3 separate regions of the Homo sapiens genome follow, and all the other regions are linked to region 2. The links are chromatin loops, found by intact Hi-C in ENCODE. Cell type or tissue: heart left ventricle. All regions are shown on one strand.

Region 1 (8,000 bases), 700 kb after region 2:
GGGTGCCTTGGAATTTATTATCCAAGCATGCCTTTCCGAGGGGGCCTCACTGCCTGACACTGCTTTATCGGAAAGCTGGGAATGGTTAGCTGAGCCCATCTGTTAGCCAAAGAGGGGAACTCAGTGGGTGGGGAAGTCTGTGGAGTCATTTAAAAGGAATTTCTCTGATGCTGAGGCCAGGGCAGAAGGTTATCTGCCCGTGGGCCGTTGGGCTGCCTGGTTTGGGGTATTGGGGGCTTGGGGGTGGTGTGTGTGTGTTTGGTGGGGGACTCTCGTTGCTTGTTCTAAACCAAAAATTGCTAGAGCCCTTCCCCCTTCTGAACAACAATTTGAACTCTGCAGTGCTCTTTCATTGCTGAAACCACCACATTAGCATCGTCAGTGTCTTGGTGACGAATCTAGGACAGATGGGGATAAATGCAGTGATCTGAATTAATACTGGGGTGGCTAATGAATCCAGGAGCCAGGAAATAATTAGGAGAAGTTACTGCTCCTGACATGGCAAATAGAAGCTGTGTGTTAGATGCCTTCTTCTCTCTCCCCTCCCACCAACCAAGATGCCCCGGAAGACAGCTGTGCAGCCACCTGGGGTGGGGGACACTTGGATGTCAGGACTTGATCTTGGGTGAGGATTCTGGGACATTTATGACAGAGGCTGGTGAACAGCAGGTGGAGACAGGAGAATGGCGGTTCTTCCATTGTATATCAAAGGTTCTTCTGTGCTTGGAAAAAGCACTGGACTGGGAGCCCAGAGGCCTGGGTTCAAGTGCAGGCTCCTACTGGATCATCCTAAGGCATGTGGTTCCCTCCTCCAATGCTCAATGAAAGTAGAGCATGATCGAGGGTAGCATGCACTGTTTGCTGCCCAGGGGCAGGCCCATGCTAAATGATTTGCATAGGGCTCTCATTTAATCTTCCCCCACAGCTCTAGTACTCTGTTTGTTCTCACTCTACCAAGTCCAATTGTTTCAATAGCTCATTCAAGGGCATGCAGTTGATAGCAGAGCTGGATTCAAACCCAGAAATCAACTCAAAGGTCTGAGCCCTTGACCATACCATGTCACTGCCTTTTGCCACCAAGAGCCAGATAATCATTGATGTTTCTTCCAACACTGACATATTTTTAGGCCTTCATGATTCTTGTAGATATCTTGTAGATATCTGCTTTGCAATATGGGGAGTGAAAGGGAGTTGAGCTATGCTTTTGTAATTGGGTGTCTGAAAAGGCTGGGCCCCTATTATATATGATCATACGCTTTATTCTTCCTTTCTAAAACTTAGCATGTTTGCAATTGAATAATTAAGTGTTTATTGTTTAATGGTTATCTACCCTGCTAGACTGAGGCTCCAAAAAGATCTCATCTATTTTGCTCACTGTTATGTCCCCAGTGCAGAGAAGAGTGGATGATATGTTGTGTTCGAATTGATATCATTTGACTGTGTCCCCACACAAATCTCATCTTGAATTGTAGCTCCCACAATTCCCATGTGACATAGGAGGGACCCGGTGGGAGATAATAGAATCATGGGGGTGGTTTCCCCCATACTGTTCTCATGGTAGTGAATAAGTCTCATGAGAGCTGATGGTTTTATAAGGGGTTTTCCCTTTCACTTGGCTCTCACTCTTTCTTGCCTGCCACCATGTAAAACGTGCCTTTTGCCTTTTTCCATGATTATGAGGCCTCCCCAGCCACATGGAACTGAGAGTCCATTAAACTCCTTTTTCTTTATAAATTACCCAGTCTCAGGCATGTCTTTATCTGCAGCATGAAAATGGACTAATACATGATTGAATGAATGGATAAATGAATGAGTAAGTGAAGTAATTTGTGAATATATTAGTGAGTGAGTGAAGGAACATGTGAATAATTGGGTGAGTGAATGATTGAGTGAAGTTTGGAGTAAATGAAGGAATAAATGAGTGAATGAGTGACTGAGTGAGTGAATGAATGAATGCATGAATGAATGAGTGATTGAATGAACAAATGAGTGAGTGAGTTAATGAATGAGTGAAGCCGGGAGACCAGGCTGAACTCTGATGAACAGAAGCCCCTCAGCGATGCTACCTTGTGGCCGCCATTTCATCTGGCCTGCGCTGCTGCTTCCTGGGCAAGGAAGGGTGCAGGGAGCAGGCCCAGCGTGCAGTGTCTTTGAAAGGGCAGTGGGCACTGACAGGGGCTTCTCTGGCGCGGGGCTGAGGGGCCTTGTCCAAGGCTGACTCGGGCCCCCGCCTTCCCCCTCTGGGAGCGATGCTCGCTAGAGCTGCTTCACATGGACACGCTTGAATAGCAGCCAGGGCTGTCTGGGCATCACGTGACTACCCGGCTGCCAAGGGAGCTCGAGGCAGCCAGGGTGGGGGCGGGGGGGGGGTGTCGGGGGTCACCTCCGCAGTTAAGTAATGTACCTGGCGGAGACTATGCTTGTGGAGAACAGTTCAAGGAACAAAGCGTTCTTCATTTTTCTTTTCTTCCTTTTTTCTTGATTCTTCTTTCTTGGCAGTCTGGATTCAGAATGTTTTCATGCCGGGTGGCCAAGGTGAGGGAGCGTTTTCAGGCGAGGAAGGGCAAGTTTGTTTTTTGATCTGCAGGGCTGGGTGTGCCGTCTCATGGCTGAGAGCTGAAAGGCTAGACCAGAGTTCCCCAGTTCAAATTGCAGCTTCTGATCCTGGCACTGAGGATGACCTTGAGCTACTTAATCAAGTCTTGGGAGCTTCACTTTCCTTATCTGTTAAGAGAAAGGGATCATAGTATCTAGCCCAAGAGATTAGTTTGAGGATTCAAAGAGACAATGGGTGTAAAAGACTCAGCACATTGAGTTCAGTTAATGCAGTGAATATTAACAACGACAACAACAATAATATTATTAATTGCGGGAACAGAAAACTAGTCCTGAGGTTTCTTTGTGCCAGAGGTGGATACAAATTAGTTAGGAGAGCAAGCATTTTTGCCACTAGATTTCCAGACATGAGGGCAAAGAGAAACTAGTTGAGGGAGACCCCCCCCCCGTGGAGTCTTTGCAATTTTCCATCAATTGTCTGAGCCTAAAATGTTCCTAGAGTTCATAGGGTCTAAGTACCTGGAGATGCTGAGGCCCAGAGAGGGAAGGGACTTACCCCAGGTCACACAGTAGCAGATGGTTAGAGCCCAGACGTTCTTATCATGCTTGAATTAATCATTGTGGTCTAGCTTTTCTAACACAACAGCAGACTATGCCCCCAGCAAGGATGAGTCACTGATTGGCTGTGCTCAAGCCTGACCTGGGCTCAGAGCCAAGCCTGATGGAGATGAGGGATACTGGTGTGAACACTTCCTTCTGCCTACCCAGCATGTCACTTTCCCAAAGCAGGTAACTACCCATTCAGGTGTTCTGGTCCTCGTTCCTGCAAGGGTGAGTACTGGCATTTTGGCCTGCAGTTTAGAAGTGAGTGTCCCAAAGGTGAACTGATGAACCCAGGATCATACGACTCATAAGTGTGTGGACAGATGGGTGGATGGAGCTGGGTTAATTGAATGCCACTTTGTCCCAGACATATTGAGGCACATCATAAAAGTGCCACCAGCCAGAAAGACCATTCTCTAACCCAGAGACCTCTGAGAACTCATATTTTGACATTTGGCTTTATCTAACATTGAGTTGCATCATGACCTTAAGCAAGTTACTTCTGCTTTTTGGGCCTCAGTGTCCTCATCTGTCAAATGGAAGTACCATAGCATCTACCTCTCTGGGGATGATTGTGCAGACTGAGTCTGTTAATGTAAAGTTCTTTGAATAGAGTCTGATGTGCATTAACTGCTCAGTAAATGTTGGCTGCCAACTAACCCAGAGGTCACGGTTCCTGGAAAGGTGGCAAGACAGCACCCTGCAGAGGGCTGGGGCTTTGGAAGGTAAGGTACATGACCCTCAGCTGTGGACTCCCTATGTGTGTGACCATTCTCTGTTACGAGGCATGCATGGAGGCACACAGCGAACATGCACTATGCCTTCATCCAAAGGAGAAAACAAGTCAGAAGCTTCTAAGAATTTTGGTTCCATGCCCAGTAAGAAGGGCCTGTGCTGTGCCAAGCTCCCAGGCTTGGGATCATGAGCACATGCCAGCCCTTCTCTTTTTGGGTCCACTTGAAAATGATCAGAGCTGTCTGAGGGACTCTTGCAGAAACGGAGGCCAACTCCTTGCCTGTCAAGGGAAGCCTTGGGAAAAGAGGGATCCTTTCCATCTCTCTGCGCCCAGAAGAAGCATGGGTTCTGGTAGGAAGGACAGATGTACTTGATTGGAATCCCATCTCAGACACTGACCAGCTGTGTGACCTCAGGAAAGTCACTTTCCCTCCCTGACCCGCAGTTTTTGCATCTGTACAATGGGGTTACTTTGAGAATTTAGTAAGAAAGTCTTTGTGGGAGTGGGCCCCACTTTGCTTGTGGCAGAAACCTTAATGCCAAGCACAAGCTTAACCCATAAAGGGCATTTAACAAGAATGTGGCAAATGGGTGATGATCAACAGCTGAACAGGAGCCAGGGGGTATTCTAAACATTTCCTGACATCAGTTCATTTAGTTCTCACAGTGAGAGAGACTATAATGACCCCTATTTCACAAGTGAGCAAACTGAGGCTTGGGGAAAAAAGCTGAATCCCACGTCCAAGGTCACTTAGCTAGTAAGTGACAGAGCCAGGATTTGAACCCAGGCAATTTGAAACTAGAGCTTAAGCTTATAGCCACTAGGATGCAGCAGATGCAGAAAGAAGATAGAAAAGAGATGCAAAACGGACATCACCTAGACTAGCATATACATGGAATGATCAATAAGTATCTGTAAAATCAATGCATTAATTAAAAGCAAAAAAAGCACACAACAATTGCTTTATTTTCCCACTCTGCAGGGTCTCAGAGATACAGAATTGCACAGAGAGAGTCCCAGTCCACAGAGAAGGTGAAAACATAAATGATCTCGAGTGTTGCTGACTCTCACATCCAACAGAGCATCCAACAGAGGCTCACACAGGTGGCCATCTGACCAAAGCCAGCCCTCTGTAAGTTGACTTAGCCTATGTAGCATTTTAAAAAATATCTTCATTGGTCTCTGAAATTTAAAAGTTGAGATATTTCACATTAAAAAAAAAAAACAAAAAAAAACACAAGATTGCTGGTGTAGAAGAGAAAAGTGTCCTTCATTTTGCCATGTGCTGGCCTCACTTTTTATTGTACATTTCTGGCCAGTCTCCTGGGGGGCACTTGAGTTTGCAACTCCCATGTGTACAGGGCTCTGGGGTTCGGGAGGGAGAAACATAAGCATGTAGGCCAAAGACTCAGTGAAAGCCCCAGTTTTGGGAGGATTTTCTGGTCTTGCTTGGAGAAAGATGACTCACGAGGCCAGCATGTGTCTCTTGCCGAGCCAGGTTTCCTTTCCTACTTTGTTTTTATAAAGCAGAAATAGAAGTTTCCATAACGTGGTGCAACTCCACCCAGCAGGCCTTGGGAAGCCGCTGCTATCTGTGAGCGTCCAAGGGAGAGCTTTGGTTGGGAGCCTGCTATTGCTCATGGAGCTGTGAGCACAGCGGGACAGCATGTGCTCGTCTCCACTGTTGGCTCTGCCTGAAGATGGGGACTCCGTACTGCGTTCCTCCTTGGGTGAGACTGTCAAAGAGCTGGGTCCCTCAGGCCACAAAAGAGTGGGGTAGGAGAATCAGAGACTTAGTCCAGGTTCTACAACTAACCAATCCATCTATTTATCATCCATCCATCCATCCATCCATCCATCATCCATCCATACATCATACATCCATCTATCCATCCATCCATCTATCCATCCATCCATTCATCCATCCATCCATCCATCCATCCATCCATCCATCCTTTTATCCATCCATCCATCCATCCATCCATCCATCCATCCTTTTATCCATCCATCTAAGGACTGTTTATTGAGCACCTACCATGTTTCAGACACCCCATGCTATACTTTGAAGAGACAGAAATAAAATAGACACAGACTGCACTATCCTCATAAAGTCTACAGTCAGGTGGGAAAGGCAGATATCAAAAATGTAGTAATAGATGAAGATTTGGGAGCAACCAAAACGTCCATTGATAGATTGGTTAAATGCAATTTGGCTTATTCTAGCATGAGATACCATGTGGCCCTTAAATGAAGCAGATCCCTATATGGTGACAGAACAACACCTAAGTGACAAAAGTGAAGGCACAGGCAATGACTGCACTTCATGTCCATTTCTACAAAACAAGAGCCTTGGATAGGCTTTGATATATTGGTTCTTGTAGAGAAGGTCTCTGGAAGGATCTGCAGGAAATTGGGAAAAGTTGGTGTCTAGTGAGAAAGCTGGGGTACTAGGGTTCAAAGAGGTGAGAGAGTTTTTGTGCTGCTTGAATGTTTTATTTTGAATGTTTTATTTTTTGAATGTGTAATGTTTTGTCAATAATATGGCAAGGAAATTTTAGAGATGTTGGTCAAAGAATACAAAATTTCAGTTAGACAGGAGGAATAAATTCGAGGCATCTGTTGTACAGCATGGGTGACTATAGTTAATGACAATATATTGTGTACTTGAAAATTGCTAAGAAAATAGATTTGAAGTGTTCTCACTACAAATAAATGTTAAGTATGTGCAGTAATACATATGCTAATTAGCTTGGTATGGCCATTCCATAGGGTATACGTATTTCAAAATACCGTGCTATATACCATAAATGTGTATAATTTTTATTTGTCAAATAAAAAATAAGAAGATAAAGGTAGATAGATGAGAGAGAGAGAAAGAAGGAGAATAGAGAAAGATAGATATAAAGTATAAAGTGTGAGGATAAAAGAAAAAGAAAAAGCCTTTACGAGAAGTTGGGAGAGTGTTTTAAAAAGGAAATCCAGGGTGTCTTAGACATTCAGAGGAAGCTTCCCTAAAAACGCATTATTCCAGGCACTGGGAGGAGCAATAGGACCTTAGCCCCTTCCCTCCCCTTTGTGGACCTAAAGCGTTACATCTGTAAAATGGAAAGAAGGCACCTCCCAGCCCAAGACCTCAGAAACTCTAGGAAGCAGAGTTCAAATCCAGGCTGCCTTCACCACCTCACCCCAGGGCAAACTGCTTCCCCAGGGCTCCCTCTACCTTTTCCCCTCCTGTTTCCCCTTCCTGATTTGGTAGACAGACCTGATCAACACTGTGATGATCAAGAAAAAAGAAAGAAAGACAATTTGATGTATACCAAAGCTCATGGACATTAAACTCCTAAGATATGCTATGTATCTCTCTGGGGGAGGGTGAGCACCTGCACCTTTATCTCCATAACCACCAAATGAATTATGGAGGCCAAAAAGGTGAACCTATCTGTGTGGATGGCTGCCAGCTGCTGTGTTATACTAGTGTGTTATAATAATAGTAGTGGATATTTCATGAGTGCTAACTCTGCACCAAGTACTTAGCCTGTAAGATCTCACTCATTCTAAAGGCAAGTCTAGGAGAGAGGCTATTGAACCCTATGTTGAGATGAAGTATCTGGGGCTCAGAGAAATTGAGTTACTTATTCAAGTTTGCACAGCTACTAAGTGCTGCAGTGAGAACCTGAAACCAGGTTATTTTGACCCCACTTTTTGTTCTCTTAACCACCAACCTACTTTGCTGCCCATCACACAGGGAGCTCTACCTCCCCATTCATCCAGGCCAGCGAAGGCTTCCTGGAAGAAGTGTCATTTAGGTTGTGACTGGGAGAACCAGAAGGCTTTCAGTCTTCACTGTAAGAAAGATTAGCCATTTTCCACAAGGAGGTTTTCTTCAAAATAAAAGGCCCTGGAGACATTAAAAGGAAACTCATAAAAAATTCATCTCTGAGTAGTAATTGCATCATAAAAAGTATTGAGTTGGTGTGCAGATGCAAATTGGGCCGTATGAATTAATGATGTAAACAGTTGGAATGAGGGTGCACATTCAGAAAATGTCCTACACCGTCTTCTTCAGTGTGTGAGGCGAAGTTGGGCCAGGTGGCACTGTGCCCTG
Region 2 (8,000 bases):
TGCAGAGAGGAGAGGATGTCACCCTGCCCGAGGTCATCAGGCTTCTGAGGCACCGTGACTCCTGAGCACAGTGTTTTTAAGAATTAGTGGGCCTTAGGCTGGGCGCGGTGGCTCACGCCTGTAATCCCAGCACTTTGGGAGGCTGAGGTGGGTGGATCACGAAGTCAGGAGTTCGAGACCAGCGTGGCCAACATGGTGAAACCCTGTCTCTACTAAAGATACAAAAACTTAGCCGGGCATGGTGATGCACACCTGTAATCCCAGCTACTCGGAAAGCTGAGGCAGGAGAATTGTGTGAACCCAGGAGGTGGAGGTTGCAGTGAGCCGAGATAGTGCCATTGCACTCCAGCCTGGGCAACAGGGTGAGGCTCCATCTCAAAAAAAAAAAAAAAAAAGAATTAGTGGGTCTTGGGCTGTGTGTGGTGGCTCACGCTTATAATCCCAGCACTTTGGGAGGCCAAGGCGGGCAGATCACCTGAGGTCAGGAATTTGAGACCAGTGTGGCCAACATGGCAAAACCCCGTCTCTACTAAAAATACAAAAATTAGCTGGATGTGGTGGCAGGTGCCTGTAATCCCAGCTACTTGGGAGGCTGAGGCAGGAGAATCACTTGAGCCCAGGCAGCAGAGGGTGCAGTGAGCCAGGATTGCACCAGTGTCCTCCAGCCTGGACAACAGAGCGAGACTCCGTCTTAAAAAAAAAAAAAAATTAGTGGGTCTTGATTCAAAGAAGTTGGAAATATATTTTTCACAAATGCAGTAATTCACACATAATGAAACAAAAGTTTCACTAGATAATTGTTGTAATATAAGGTGTACTTACTTGTATAGCTTACGTTTTGTTTTTATTGTGGTAAAATATACATAACATAAAATGTATCACTTTACCCATCTTTAAGTGCTCAGTACAGTAGCATTAAGTACCACCACATTGTTGTGTAGCCATTACTGCTATTCATCCACAGAACTTTTTCATCATCCCAAACAGAAACTGCACCCATGAAACACTAACTCCCTATTCCGCGATACCCCGTCCCCTGGTAAACTTTAATTCTACTTTCTGTTTCTATGAGTCTTCTTCTAGTTACTTCACGTTAGTGGAATCACCCACTGTCTTTTTGTGTCTGGATTCTTTCTTTCTTTCTTTCTTTTTTTAGATGGAGTTTCACTCTTGTGGCCCAGGCTGGAGTGCAATGGTGCGATCTCGGCTCACCACAACCTCTGCCTCCTGTGTTCAAGTGATTCTCCTGCCTCAGCCTCCTGAGTAGCTGGGATTACAGGTACGCACCACCACGCCCAGCTAATTTTGTATTTTTAGTAGAGATGGGGTTTCTCCATGTTGGTCACGCTGGTCTCGAAGTCCCAACCTTAGGTGATCCACCCACCTCAGCCTCCCAAAGTGCTAGGATTACAGGCATGAGCCACCGTGCCTGGCCTGGATTATTTCATTTGGCATAATGTCTTCAATGTTCATCCATGTTGTAGCATGAGTCAGAATTTCATTTCTTTCTTTTTTTCTTTTTTCTTTTTTTTGAGACAGGGTATTGCTCTGTTACCCAGGCTGGAGTTCAGTGATATGATCATAGCTACTGCAGCCTCAACTCCCTGGGCTTGAGACATCCTCCCACCTCAGCCTCCTGAGTAGCTGGGACCACAGGCATGTGCTACCATGTCTGGCTATATTTTTAATTCTTTTGTAGAGACAGGGTCTCCCTATGTTGCCCAGGCTGGTCTCAAATATCTGGGCTTAAGCGATCCTCCTGCCTCAGCCTCCCAAAGTGCTGGGATTACAAGACTGTGCCTGTCTAGAATTTCATTTCTTTTTGTGGCTGATGAGTATTCCATTGTATGTGTATACCACACTCCCTAAATGGCTTTTTAATCTATAAATTGGTCACAATCTGCAGTTTGAAAAGTACCAAGTAGGGCCTTGCAGGATGAATAGGAGTTCATAAGACTGGACTGCAAGGGCCCTTCACTCCTTCATTCGGAAAATGAATGAAATGCAAACAGAAGTGGCCAAAACCAGGAAGAACCCCTGCTGGTTGGGTGCTCCTGATGGAGTGGGGTGGACTGAGATTCATTAAGGATCCCAGAAGATAACACTGCTGGATGTTGCGCTACCCAGACCTTGGGGGTAAGAGAGCATTCCAGTGCCGGGATTATCTGGTAGGAGTTGCCGGGGGCGGCGGGGGGCATTTCCCTGAGGATGTGGCGGCTGAGCTGAGGTGTGGCTGTGCCTTCACTGAGCAAAAAGCCCTCCAGCCATGGGCACAACCCCTGCCAGGGCCTGTGATGGGAGAAGGTGAGAAGGGCACAGTAGGGGCCAGTGCAGCTCTGGTGGAGGGACTGGGCCAGGCATGGCAAGGTCACCCGGGCTGGGCATGCAGGGCCTTGCACACTGCAGTGAGGAATTTGATCTTTATTCTCAAAAGATAGATCCACTGAATGTTCTAAGGATATGAGTGAAGGGCTGTCTGTGACCTGACTTTATCAGGTTTAGAGCCCAGCTGCTGCCCAGGTCTGGAGAGCGGTGGCCAGGGCCAGGAAGGGAGGGATAAAATGGGCAGAGATTTCAACAGACCTGGGAGTGGGCTGAATCAGTGTGGGCACTTTGTGCATGTGTGTGTGCATGTGGACACAGGTGTGCATGAGTGCATGTACGTGTGTGTGCACACCCAGCAAGCATTCAAGTTAGGGGAGCGTCCCCAGGCCTCCCTCTCTCCACCTGAGCCAAGAAGGTGCAGCAGACACACTGATGACCAGGGTGACTCCATGCCTGGTGATACTCCCCTCCTCCAGGCCTGACCTCTGGAACATCACTGGGTCCCGGTGCCTCCTGCTCCCGCTCTCTCCCAGCTCCCTGTGATTTAAGAGGCATTTTCCTTTTGGGTGATATAGATTCCAAAACGCTGCATCCATCTCCTGGGCTTGGTGAGGCCGGCCTGTCTGAGTTATAGCAGATTGCTTTCTGCTCAGGGAAGGGGGGCGGAGGGCACTGGTTTGCTCTTAACGCTCTCTGGGCTCGGAACATTTGAGCAAACATTCCTGGCCGCTTTGGAAGTTTGGAAACCCAGATGAGCTCATCGGAGCCAGAGGTGGGGGCAGCTGGCGCCTGCAGCCTGCCTGGAGCTCACCAGGTGGCCGGGTGGCAAATGTCGGAGGCTGGCGGCTAAGCCTCAGCTGGGGTGGAGGTGGCCAAGAGAGGGTGGGGCCTGCACAGCTGGGGCCTGGCCCAGAGAACCCGGGGTGAGTCCTCTCTCTACTCAGCGCTCCTTTTCCTTGCTGGCAGGGCCTTGGCGTGACAAGGCCTCCGGACCGGACCGGAGCCAGGAGTCTCAGGACCATGCAGCCAGGGTCTGAGGGGAGACCAAAGAGAGCAGGCACCTCATCAATTCAGGGCTGCCCCGCAGGGAGCCACCCGCCCTGCAGGGGCCTGGCTCCATGTAGTAGCTGCCGTTTATTGAGTGTTAACTACGTGCTAAATGCTCTGTGCTTGTTCACCCCCCTGACAACTCCAGAGAAGATTATCCTCCTCATTTGACAAATGGGGAAACTGAGGCTCAAGGAGGTAAAGGGACTATGTGCAGTCGAGCCTGAGGCCGACCCTGTTCACCTCCAGACTGCACTGCCTTCCTGCTATGCACACAACAACAATTAAAGGAAGAGCTGGTAACACTGTCACAGGGCGAATGGTGATGATTTGTGAACGTTTCCAAGAATCTGATCAAATAAGCACATTACTCACTGCCTCTGGGCTCTGTTTCCTAGTTGGGTGGGAAGGGCCATTCAAAGCCCATCAGCCCCATTGTCGTCCACTTTACAATCCCTTAGACAGTGTGACTGATGGTGGGGGTGGGAGGTGGGGTGTCTGAGGGTTCCCTGGGGGTTCCGTTCGTTTCCTTCCTGAGCCCTTTGGGCAATAAGTGTGGGATCTTCTTTTGGAGGAACTCTCCCCAAGCTCCTTCTCAAAGTGGTGTCCTGCCTCTAGGTTCCCGTCCATAAAATGGGCACACATCTATTCCTGCAGTACAATTGGTGCGAGAATTAGAAATAACCTATGGAAAGGAGTCCATCTTATGGTGAGTGCTCAGAGATGGGAGGCTGCTTTCCTCCTATCCTGGATCTCTGGAGGATGTCAGCAAGGCACCCCCCATTTCTTACACTGGAGCACACTTCCAGGGAGCCTTAGAGAGGAGGTGCCTCTACTCGCCTCCCAGGGATGGCGTGTGACTGCTGTGCTTAACCTACACCATTTCATTCCGTCTTCACGTATGTCCTTTGCTGTAGGTACTGCTGGAAACTGATTTTACAGATGAGGAAACTGAGGCACAGAGAAGGGAATGATGCACTCAAGGTCACAGATCTCAGATCTGTGTGATGCTCTAAACCACCCCAGCACACCCCTCTGTAAGGAAAGTGAAGAGGAATGGGGCGCTGTAGAGCAAACAGGGACGCACCTGCCACATGCCGGCTGCCGTCGCTGCTGACACATGGAGGAGCTTGGCTGCAGACTCCAGCTGCACACAGGGCTCCTTCCTGGAAGATAAGCTCAGCCTGGGTCTTGGCATTGGGGGTGGTTCCTTCCAGCACTTGCTCTTTACCTCAGTGGAGACAGGGCATGCAGCCATGGGTGTCTGAGAGGGTGGGGGACAGGAGATGCAGGTGACAATCGACAGTGTGATTTGAAAGGTGTCGGCTAATGACTGGTCCATCCAAAGTTTTCCCATCATAGATGCTTATTTTGTTCTGTTTATGAGGCTGGCTTTCCAGCGAGGTTCTCGGTGGTAATGAGCCCACATTGCTGATGGCCGCAGGGAGGGAAAATGAAGAGGTGGGGAGGGAGGGGCTTGTGAGCATGCTAAATAGGTTTGTTGAATAACCTGCTGAACTTTTGCATTTTCTGACTAATTGTGTGGTATGTGACGCTTTATGAGTGATGGCTGTTTTTTTTATTCCTCCTTTTTTTGCTGAATAGGGACTTTTTCAAGGGGAGGCTAACTGGGCCCTGGAGTCGCTGGGGCCTCCGTTCCAGCCTGTGGGGCTGGTTTGAGTTATTTTGGGAGCAGGGCCTGGGTTCAGCATACTTCACTTAGAGAATGGAAAATAGAAGCTCATAGCTGGATGCCGTCTGGGGAAGAGAAACCCACGTAGATGGAGACATTGGCAGGATGGCTCTAGGACCCTACGGATCCGAGTATGAAACCAGGCCCTGCCATGCAGTCGCGATGTGGCTTTGAACACGTCGTTCTTGTACCAATCAGAGCCTCCATTCCAGAGGATAATGGAGATGCTTACTTCCTAGGGTTGCTTTCTGGATTCAGTGAGGTCTAAGAGAGTTTCTGTGTTCAGAAAAGGGGAGGTTTGTAGCATCGTTCCAATTCATGCTTTCAAGCAAGGGTCTCATTTCTGATCCTCCATGTCACAAGCTAAGCGTGTTGCTGTGCGGTTGAGATACTGGCTCTGGCTCTGAGCTAGACTCATGAAAATGGAGCATTCCCCGGGAAGGTTGGGTTGTCCAGGAGATCTGGAGACTAGCGGCAAGCTATGGAGCCTCAGCCCCATGTGTCTGGTACCTGGGAAGTTGAAATGCCCTATAGTGGCCACAGCTCTTCTCCTGCACAGGTAGCCCTGCCAGGCCAAGTGCGCTGGGGATACTTCTTGTTCCAGGTATCTTTTGAGGGGAAATTCAGTAGTTCCCTACACTGAAACCTTGTGATCAGACCCCAGAGACCTCAGGGGAGCAGCGAAGTAAAACAATAGAGAAAGCAGGGACCCCTCTTTAGGGCTGGGACTCTCCAGGGGCTTAGACCCAGGGCCAGGCATCAGAACTGTGGGCAAGGCGTCCTCTTTCCAGATGGTAGCCCTGGGTTTGAGAAAGGGAGAATCTTTGTGACTGATACGTGGGCTAATGGTGAAGTTAGGCTAGGCCTGGTTTGAGTTCTGGCTCTGACTCTTACTTGCCGTGTGACCTAGGGCAAGCTCCTTCACCTCTCTGTGCCTCAGTTTTCACTTTTATAAAATGGAAAAAGAATAGAACCTACCTCACAGGGTAGCTATGTAATATACTAACACTATAAAATATACTGTACATATATAATTTATATAAGTTATATAGTGGGGACTGGGTGCTTTCTCACACTTTTGCCTCCCTCACACGCTTGGAGACAGGTCGGGGGTGGTGATACTGGGCTTTGAACCTAGGAGATCTGGCTCTCATTTAGAAATGCCCCTAAACCTACCCCAACTGAGAAATGGGCAGGAGGTCCTGCTCCGCAGAGAGCAGCATCTATAATCACCGAACCAAGAGGGGACTCTTGTCTGTGCACGGGCCTGAGATGGAAGAGGCAGCAGGCACGGTCCTGCTCTGTGCTGGCTGCTTGGGTACAGACCTGAGACTTCCCCTATCCCAAGCCCTGTTTCCAAGGAAACTAGGTAAAGATGGCTCCTGGGGCCACAGTGAAGGCAAAGAAAGGGAGACCCTCAGGTCTCCAGGGATATTTAAAACTCACCTTGGACAATGTCTCTTGGTCTTGCTTTAAACCTTTCCATAGCTCCCCAGAACAATGTCCAAACTTTCCCACCCGGCCTTGAGGTCCTCCTGATCCTGCCCCTTCCTCATACTGCTCTAAACTCACTTCTGCTTGAGCCTTCCTGCACCCCGTCTAACATGATTACTCCTCTTGGAAAGTCCTGTGACCCTATTTGGTTGTCAAACTCCTATTCTACTTTCAAAACCCAACATTGGGAATCCTTCTCTATTATCCCTCCTTCCCGGCAGTTATTTTGTCCCTTACAGGTGTGTAATGTAGTCCTTTCACATCAAATAGTAGGTTTCCTTTGATCTGGCTTGAAGGCTGGGACTGTGTCTGCTACATTTTTTCTTGAGTTCCTAGACCAGGCCCTGGCATATTATAAGCATTTGGTATGTACATAATGAACAGATCGAGGAGAGACCCCAAAAGACAGACATTGTGTGTAGCAAGATAGACGAGGTGCTGTTGCTTGGCAAACAGCAGACTATAGCTCCATGAGGGTCTCATATCTTCTGACTCTAGTCATCTGCCCTCTCCTCTGTCCTGGTCATAGCTGGGGCTTCCTGGGATTGTGGTTCTGTTCTGCATCTCCCCGCATCCAAACACAGAAGAAATAATCATGGTCATAAGAGGGGCTGCCATTTAAAGAATGTCTGTCCTGTGCCGTGCTCTGTTCCACTCTGAAAGCATTGTCTCCAGTCCCTATGCTGTATATCAACTGGCCTTCATGTCTCTTTCCAACAGGGGAAACTGAGGTTCAGAGAAAAAAGTATTTTGCTTAAGGTCACGCAGCTCATAAGTGGTGAAGACAAGACTTGAATCTGAATCTGTAATGCCCAAATCCTTGACCTTTCCACCACTGGCCCACTGGAGAGGCCTGTTCTGCTGACCCCAGGTGTCCGGAGAAGTAGCTTCCCCTCCAGTCCTTCTAGGAACACTGCCTGCAAGAAGGGCTTGAGCTTCTGTGGTCCCGGTGAGTTTCCAAGCTCCAAAGGATACGGGGGTTAGAGGAAGAAGGCTAAGGATATTGCTGTGTGTGTGTGTGTGTGTGTGTGTGTGTGTGTGTTTGTACTAGTTTCTCATGTTTGTGTGGGTGAGGGAGACACTGAGAATAATATGAATCATAATTTTGATAATATTTGGTAATAATCACAGTGGTAATAAAGGTTGCTAACACTTGTTGGCACTTACCATGTCCCCTGCACTGTGCTAAGTGTTTTACCTGAACGATCACATTCAGGTAGAGCAGGCCGTGGTTAAGAGACAGGCGTCAGTGTCAGGGAGATTAGAATCTCAGCTCTGCCATTGTTTGACTTTGGGAAAGTCCCTTGACTTTCTCGATCTCCTCATCTGTAGAATGGGTTCTGAGTCCCCACTTCATGGCGTTGCCGTGAGGATGACCATGGGTATAATGCACAAAGCACCAGCCTGACACGGAAGGAGCCTTCCATGTCCTGAAGCCAGT
Region 3 (8,000 bases), 1.1 Mb after region 2:
TTTGGGAGGCCGAGGCGAGCAAACTACCTGAGGTCAGGAGTTCAAGACCAGCCTGGCCAACAGGATGAAACCCCGTCTCTATTAAAAATATAAAAATTAGCCAGGTATGGTGGTGGACACCTGTAATCCCAGCTACTCGGGAGGCTGAGGCAGGAGAATTGCTTGAACTTGGGAGGCAGAGATTGCAGTGAGCCAAGATCATGCCACTCCACTCCAGCCAGCCTGGGCAACAGAGGGAGAATCTGGAATCTGTCAACAAAAAAAAAAGATGGAAAGATGAAAGAAAGAAAGAAAGAAAGAAAAAGAAAGAAAGAAAGAAAGAAAGAAAGAAAGAAAGAAAGAAAGAAAGAAAGAAAGAAAAGAAAAGAAAAGAAAAGAAAAGAAAAGAAAAGAAAAGAAAAGAAAAGAATGGAATCTCATTCCGCTCTGAACACAGTGCATAGCTTAAGACATGCAGTAAAAGTCTGATGAATGAATAGATTGGTCAGTGGATATATATGGGTCGATGGAGGTGGAGAGGTTGGAAGTCAAGTTTTGGAATTGAATTAGAATCCCAGCTTTGCCACTTGCTAGCTGTGTGACTCTGGTTTATTTACTTAACCTCTCTGGACCTTTACGAAGTAGAAATATAAGTGTGTCTCTCACTGGATTGTTAGATTGTCAGGAAACGGAAGGGTGCACGGTATGATCTGACTTTAAAGAGATTTGAATTTGAATCTGAACTCTAACACTAGAAGGTGTGTGACTCTAAGAAGTTGCTTGTGCGGCGTATCATCTATTTACCCCTCTTGATCCACTGTCCATCCTCCTCCAACCTACCCAGTCCCTAAGAAGTTGGTCTCTACTGGCTGCATAAATAGGCTGTGCCCCTTCCTCCAGCCTCTTGTTAAGATCAGCCAACGGAGAGCAACAACAGAAGATGAAAGAGAGGAAGGAAACTGAGGTCAACCTATTTATTCCTCTAGCTCCCTCCTTGCCAAGTCACCAGGGACTAGCTGTGTCCTTCAACCAAAGGTCCCAGCTTCTACTACGCAGCCCTCTCCTTCTGTGTCTCCCAGCTCCTCATCTGTTCATAACCAGGGGTGGTAATCAAGTCCCACCACTGCTATCCCCAGGGAAGTGCACTATTCCTGGTGGCTTCCCACATCCTGTCTGTGGAGGGCAGAAAACTCAACTGGCCGCCAAGATTCTAGCTCCCTGGTGAACACACCCTGAATAATCCCCTCCCCTTGACTGTGGCCTGAACTTGCAAATATGATGGGATTTCATACTGTCTTAGGTTGACTTTGAGTTAATCAAAAGGAAGGTTATCCTGGGTGGGCCTGGTCTAATCAGGTGACCCTTAGAAGTCAGAAAGATTTCAAGTGAGAGACAGCCATTTGCTGGCCCTGAAGGAGCAGATATCCAGGCTGTGAACTGTCTGTGGACTGAGGGTGGTCTCTAGGAGGTAAAAGCAATCCCTGGACAACAACCAGCAAGGAAGTGGGGACTTCAGTCCTGCAACTGCAAGAAACTGAGTTCTGCCAACAACCTGAGAGAGTTTGAAAGAGAACTTTGAGCCTCAGATGGCATCACAGCCCCAGCAACACCTTAATTTCAATCTTGTGAGACTCTGAGCAGAAAACCATGCTGTGCCTGAACTACTGACCTACAGGACTATGACCTAATAGAAGGGTGTTGTTTAAAGCCACTAAGTTTCTGGTTATTTGTTATGGAGCAATAGAAAACTAATACACTGTCAGCACCTCTTTGAATGGTACCTTTATTAAATTCTTCTTGAACCGGACTGATTTAACTGTGCCATCTATTTGCTGCTGGGCTCTGATGAGTGCATCATTTAACCTCTGTGCACCTCGGTTTCCTCAGCTGTAATAGGAGATGATGGTAACAAAGCTAATGTGAGGATGCAATGACACGGTGCATGTAAAGTGCCTCGCACTTGCTAAGAGTCCACCACGTGGAGAAAGAGACAGATGGACTGAAGCAACTTCTCTGACCAGACCCGCTTTCCGAATCCCCCGGGTCTTTTGGCCTTGTCATTGCGGCTGGAAAGTCAAAGCCCCGAATGTGGGTGGTCCCACCCCTTCCTAACTCCCAGTTGCCCAGTGCCTTTGGGATGAATACACCACCCTTCATGCTCTAATTGTTTTGACTGAAGATTAGTGGGATCTTACTGCTCCTGGGGTGTAAAGAGCCATTGTGAGTGGTTATGCATGCTGAATTTAACCCAATTTCCAACACAAGGGCTTGTTCGTTCTGCAGAGAAGCCCATTTAAATGGCCTCAGCACTGCTCCCTTCAATCCACTGGTGGCCGAAAGGAGGAGAAGGAGAGAAATGGGAAACTCCTCTTCTTAACCAAATGTCTCAGGAGGGCTCATACCTGGGGACCAAGTTTGTTAAGAGGCAGATCTCAGAGCAGTGGAGAAACAGCTCAGAAGAGAAGCAGCTGGACTGCTGGCACTCAACATCCACAACTGTCAACCAAATGTGGCTCTGCAGGCTTTCCTACTATGACCAGCTGCTTTAAATCTTTCTCCTACCCTGTTATCAATGTTCCTATTGGTGGGCAGAGGACCACGTCCCCTATTCAAAGACGATTTTAAGAGACTCACTCATTTCCTCAGACTCTATGTGGAGGATGTTACAAATAACACAGATCCTATTCCTGTCTTCAGGGAGAGAATAACCCAATGCTATAAAATAGGAAGGGCATGAAAAAAATCACTGGATTCATGATATTAGTGTATAATTATTAAGCGGGAAAGTTGGTAAGCTCTCTGAGCAGTAGACCTTGTAAAAACAGGTATTATACCAAAACATAGAGAAAGAGGGACCTGTGTTTGTTTAACTTTGATAAACTGGTTCAATGAAATGTCATGGGTGTCTTTGTTGCAGGACTTTTTAGTGCCTTTAATGTGATAATGTGCCTTGTGTATCTCTAATCTGGCTGGTTGTCAGGATTCTCTCTGAAGCTTCTCAAAAGAACGAATATGCCACAGGAATCAGAATCCCCAGAAGTCAGGCTCAGGAAACTGCAGTGTTAAAACACCTCCCAGGCTGATTTTTTATGGTCAGCTAACTTGACCTAGAGATTCGAATTTGGGACTATAGGAATTTCCCAAGGTTTCCTGACTCCTGAATATATCTGTTGGTACCTGTTGAAACTCTCCAGCATGCATATAAATAATTATATTTATTTCCCTGTTGCAATCCACTCCTCATTGGAAAATCTGCTGTGGGAATCTCAGTTCAATCCAGATGTGTACATTAAGGGGAGCCTGGTGCACCTTTCGCCACCACTAGCCCAATGGGAGAAGACAAATATCCCTGAACGCTTCAAAGCAGATCATGCACCTTGGTCCACTGGGATTTCTCCATTGCAGAGCCTCTTTTGGAAGATATGGTTTTGCCCTGGGTTTTCCTAAGGATGGAATGGCTACAGAGAACCCACTAATGAGATGTCTCCAGAAGCTGGAGCTGGGGCTGTCTGGGTGGGTCCTGGGAGTCCTGAAGCAATCAGAAAGCAGTGAGTGGGTTCTAGAAGGAGATGGTTTTTGAAGGTGGGGGAGACTTGGTCAAGACTCAACTCTTGGTTCTGTCTGTTCTCTACAGGACTTCAAGAGGCTGATCACCAATCTGAAGATTGACTTCTTCCCAGGGTCCCCACTGGCTACCTCATTATCTTTCAACAGCCTCATGCTGATATCTACAGCAAAGCAGCACACCTCTTTTTTTTTTTTTCTTGAGACGGAGTCTCGCTCTGTCGCCCAGGCTGGAGTGCAGTGGCGCGATCTCGGCTCACTGCAAGCTCCGCCTCCCGGGTTCACGCCATTTTCCTGCCTTCGCGCCATTCTCCTGCCTCAGCCTCCTGTGTAGCTGGGATTACAGGCGCCCACCACCACACCCGGCTAATTTTTTGTAGAGACGGGTATTCACCATGTTAGCCAGGATGGTCTGGATCTCCTGACCTTGTGATCCGCTCACCTCGGCCTTCCAAAGTGCTGGGATTACAGGCGTGAGCCACCACGCCCGGCCACACCTCTTTTTAAGAGACAACATGGGGTGCTCAGCAATCATGGAATTTGCCAAAATAATTAAATACAACCCCCAATTCTTCTCTGGACAAGTTATCCAACATATCTGAGCCTCGGTTTCCTCATCTGTAAACTAATAAAATAAAATCTACCTCCCAGCCTGGTAAACATTAAATACATGACATTGCAAAGCACCTAACACACAGTAGGCCTTCAATAAATGTGAGTTATTTTTTCTTCCTTGTTTCTTTCTTCCCCCAAAAGGCTTTGCATCTGAGAGTCAGCAGAAAGAGGATAGTTTTTCATTGGCCTGCAGTGTGACATTGGACATCTCTTGGGCTCTAAATTCACTGGGATACTTTTGGTTGAAAGTAACAGACTCATTCAAATTAGCCCAAGCAAGGGAGGTAGGGGGAAGAATAATTATTACAAAGATGCAGAGATAACTCAGAGAACCAAGGAGCTGGAATGCAGTCAGGTTTCAGGAGTGGCCTGGAAACAGGAACTGAGATGTACCAGGAAATCTAAGATGTACTACTTTCTGTATCCCTCATCCTTTCTCCTCTCTCAGCACCACTTTCATTCATAACTAGTTCCCTGTTTACAGTACAAACAATGGCCATCAACTCCCCTAAATACTCAAGTTGGCCAGTAGGACCCCTTCCCTTAAACCTAATTCCATACTAAGGAAGATCTACATTGGCCCAGCTTGGATTGGGCTCTACTCCTAGTCCAATCAACAACATCTGGGGTAGAGCCAAGAGGCTTTCATTGGCTTGGCTTAAGATGGGCTCTACCCCTTGTCCAATCAACAGTGTCCACAGGTGGGGTCGTGAGGCTTTCATTGGCCCAGTTTGGGTTGGGCCCTTCTCCTAATCCAATCAACCACATCCAGAGGTGGTGCCATAAGGTTTTCATTGGTTTGGCTTAAGATTGGCTCTACCCCTTGTCCAATCAACAGTGTCCACAAGTGGTGCCTTGATGCTTTCATTGTCCCAGCTTGGGTCGGGACCTACCCCTGGTCCAATCAAGAGCATCCAAGAATGGAGCCATTGGCTTAAGATGGGCTCTACCCCAGTTCAATAAGCAGCAGCCAGGAATGGGGCCATGTTACACAAATATGGTGGCTTCTACTGTAGCTGTGCGGATGGAGAAAGTAAAGGACAGTCTTCAGAAAAGGGCAGCTGGGTGTGCCAAACAATAAGTGACTTGCTGAAAGCAATGAGAAATAATACCTGCCCTCAAGGAACTCATAGTTCCAAGGGAGTTTCAGACCCAGAGACAGATAAACACCATTCCTACTCAGAAAAGGCCGTTACATTGGTATGACCCAGAGACATCCACATAACCAGGGTTTGACGGGAGAAGTTCCCAGAAGCTGCACCAACTGCCTCCCCAAAGCCATCCTAGCACCTGATGAGCTAATTAATCACAATTATTATTGATGGCAGTGCCAATCCACCTGCTCGTGTCACAAGACATTAGTTATTGCCAGGAATGATGAATCCCAGGATGTAGAACATGCTAAAAATATTAATCTACCAGTGAAAATGATTTTAATTGGATTTCGCCCTTGGGGTCATGTCAGAGGCCCGCTTTCAATCAGACTTCTCCAGTCAGCAAAGCAGACCCCAGCCTTTCAAATTGAAACTGTGATTGGCTGGCAGAGGTTAATAGAAATGTTGGGAAATAAATAGGTTATTGATTGATCATAACAATCAGCCGGCTCCCAGCTTACCTTGTTGACCTCGCCCACCCAATTTTACGGCAAACGCGGTTAGCATCTAATTATAGATCACCTTTACAATACTGTGTATTAATGAGAAGATTATACAGTGGGGCATAGGGGAATTCTTACTGGAGAAGTTTCCCAGTGGCAGAAAAATTTGGTGAGACCTCTTGTCGAACATGGGGACCATCAGCGAGTGTGGGGGATTCTAGGAAGAATAAAATGACTCTCCCCACATCCCTGCCTAAAACCTCATTCATTCAAGCAACATGCATTTATTGAGCGTAAGATTTGCACAGGGGACCGTGGTACGTGGTGCTGTATCCGATGCAGTCCCTCTGCTTAGGAACTCACTCTGTAATGCACTGGTTCTAAAACATCTGCGAGCCCAAGAATCATTTGCCAGATGAAAGACAGATTCAGCCAGACATCGTGGGTCACGCCTGTAATCCCAGCACTTCGGGAGGCCAAGGCAGGAGGATGGCTTGAGAACAGGAGCTTAAAACCAGCCTGGGCAACCTAGCAAGATCCCATCTCTACAAAAAATAAAAATAGCCAGAAATGCTGGCCCGTGCTTATAGTCCCTGCTATTCAGAGGCTGAGGCAGGAAGATCCCTTGTGCCCAGGAGTTCAAGGTTACAATGAGCTATGATTGTGCCACTGCACTCCAGTCTGGATGACAGAGTGAGATCCTGTCTCAAAAAAAAAAAAAAAAAAAAAAACAGAGACGCAGATTCCTGGGCCGACACACTGAGATTCTGATTCAGAGGGGTCTGTATTTTTAACCCATTCCACCTTGAAAACTATGATGTGGTTGGAGGGCCTCATTTCGAGACACATTGGCCTGATCAGGAAGAAAGATCTACACAAAGAAAATTACAAATCAGTGTCTTGGGTGTTTGGATTAAAGTTTATCCAGAGTCCAGCCAGACATAAGGAACGTGAGGTCAGCTGAACCTGGAAGCCTTCATAAAGCAGGTGAGGTTCACACCGAGCAGGAATATCCAAGGTGAACTTGAAGAACAGTTTGCCCTCATAAAAGGATACTTTTAATGGGCACTAATGGTGTGCACAGCAGTGTTATCTGCCCCACCAGGGAGAGAAGGGGTGTCTGCCTCTCTCTTTCAAAGTACTAACAACCTGGTTGCTTTCTCAATTCCAAGTGGCCCCTCACCATGCACAAACCCTTTACTGGTTTGTTTGTTTTTTTTTAAGAGACAGGGTCTCACTCACTCACCCAGGCTGGAATCAGTGGCATGATCATAGCTCACTGCAGCCTCGAACTCCTGGGCTCAAGCGATCTTCCTGCCTCAGCCTCCCGAGTAGCTGGGACCACAGGTGTGCCTCACTATGCCTAGCTAATTTTTTTACTTTTATTTTTTTATTTCGTAGAGACAGGGTCTCACTGTTTTGCCCAGGCTGGTCTTGAACTCCTGTCCTCAAGCGAACCTCCCACCTCAACCTCCCAAATTGCTGAGATTACAGGTGTGAGACATCATTTGTTGAACCAATATGGAGAGGCGGTGAAGGTGGCAGAGATGGGAAAACAGGGTAAAATGACTTGCCATAGGTCATACAGCCCTGGTACATCTAGATAAGAACACAAGTCCAATGTCAACACACTACGGTGTTGCTGCCGCCTTATTTGTGGGGACAGCCCTTCTGAAGAGGATGAAGTTGCTGGGGAGGTAGGGCACAGCTAGGATTGGAGGGCCTGAACAAATGGTTCAATCCCAGCTTTTAACACAGTGCTGGGAAGGCCTCACTCAGGCAGTCAGACTGGGCTTCTGGCAGACTTTCAGGATGCTGAAGTGAGTCTGTGAAGGCAGATCCTCACCTCAGAATTAAGGAGGGAACTGCCTTTTAAAGAATAACAGACAGAAGTGTCTGGAAGTCACAGGCACAGGGTAGCTGGTCCACAGTGGAGACAGAGGAGTCTCAGCCCCACAACACCAGTGTGGATGGTGTCTTTGATAAATGCAGTTTCTCACCTGGACTCCTCCACAGCCTCCGCCCCAGGCTTCCTGCTTCCCCGTCCCCCTCCAATCCATTCTGCACCCAGCAGCTGGAAGCCAGTGTTTACAGCATAAATCAGAGGTGTCACTCTGCAGTACAAAACCCTCCAATGGCTTCCAAATATACTTAGAGTCAAATCAGATTCCTTATTGTGGCTCAGCAGGCCCTGAGTTATCCAACCCTGGCTTGCCCCTTCAACATTACATCCCACCAGCCTCTT

The links. A loop is a pair of places that touch in the nucleus more often than their neighbours do. Peaks named below come from ENCODE experiments on the same cell type or tissue, not always from the same donor. Only the 100,000 strongest peaks of a DNase experiment are listed, where the experiment ranks them.
Region 1: a loop joins it to region 2, with 4 times the contacts of the local background. A loop is called at or near these places in 8 of 110 quality-filtered maps.
Region 3: it touches region 2 in a loop (7-fold over the local background); 39 of 110 quality-filtered maps call a loop at or near these places.

What each region holds. Positions count from the first base shown.
Region 1 is chr22:27,103,239-27,111,238 of GRCh38, reverse strand. No RefSeq gene overlaps it. Among named protein-coding and RNA genes, the nearest start is that of LINC01638, 120 kb to the left of the region's middle. RefSeq lists an enhancer at 1-154. In heart left ventricle, no CTCF peak of the experiment used is centred here; DNase peaks (open chromatin) are centred at 2,238, 3,258 and 5,438; H3K27ac peaks cover 3,571 bases; H3K27me3 peaks cover 927 bases.
Region 2 is chr22:27,805,899-27,813,898 of GRCh38, reverse strand. No RefSeq gene overlaps it. Among named protein-coding and RNA genes, the nearest start is that of MN1, 8.1 kb to the right of the region's middle. RefSeq lists enhancers at 2,847-3,368, 3,369-3,890. In heart left ventricle, no CTCF peak of the experiment used is centred here; a DNase peak (open chromatin) is centred at 3,188; H3K4me3 peaks cover 501 bases; H3K27ac peaks cover 1,102 bases.
Region 3 is chr22:26,684,188-26,692,187 of GRCh38, reverse strand. All of the region lies in intron 1 of MIATNB (MIAT neighbor), which reads right to left. Among named protein-coding and RNA genes, the nearest start is that of MIATNB, 15 kb to the right of the region's middle. RefSeq lists an enhancer at 1,896-2,517. In heart left ventricle, no CTCF peak of the experiment used is centred here; no DNase peak of the experiment used is centred here.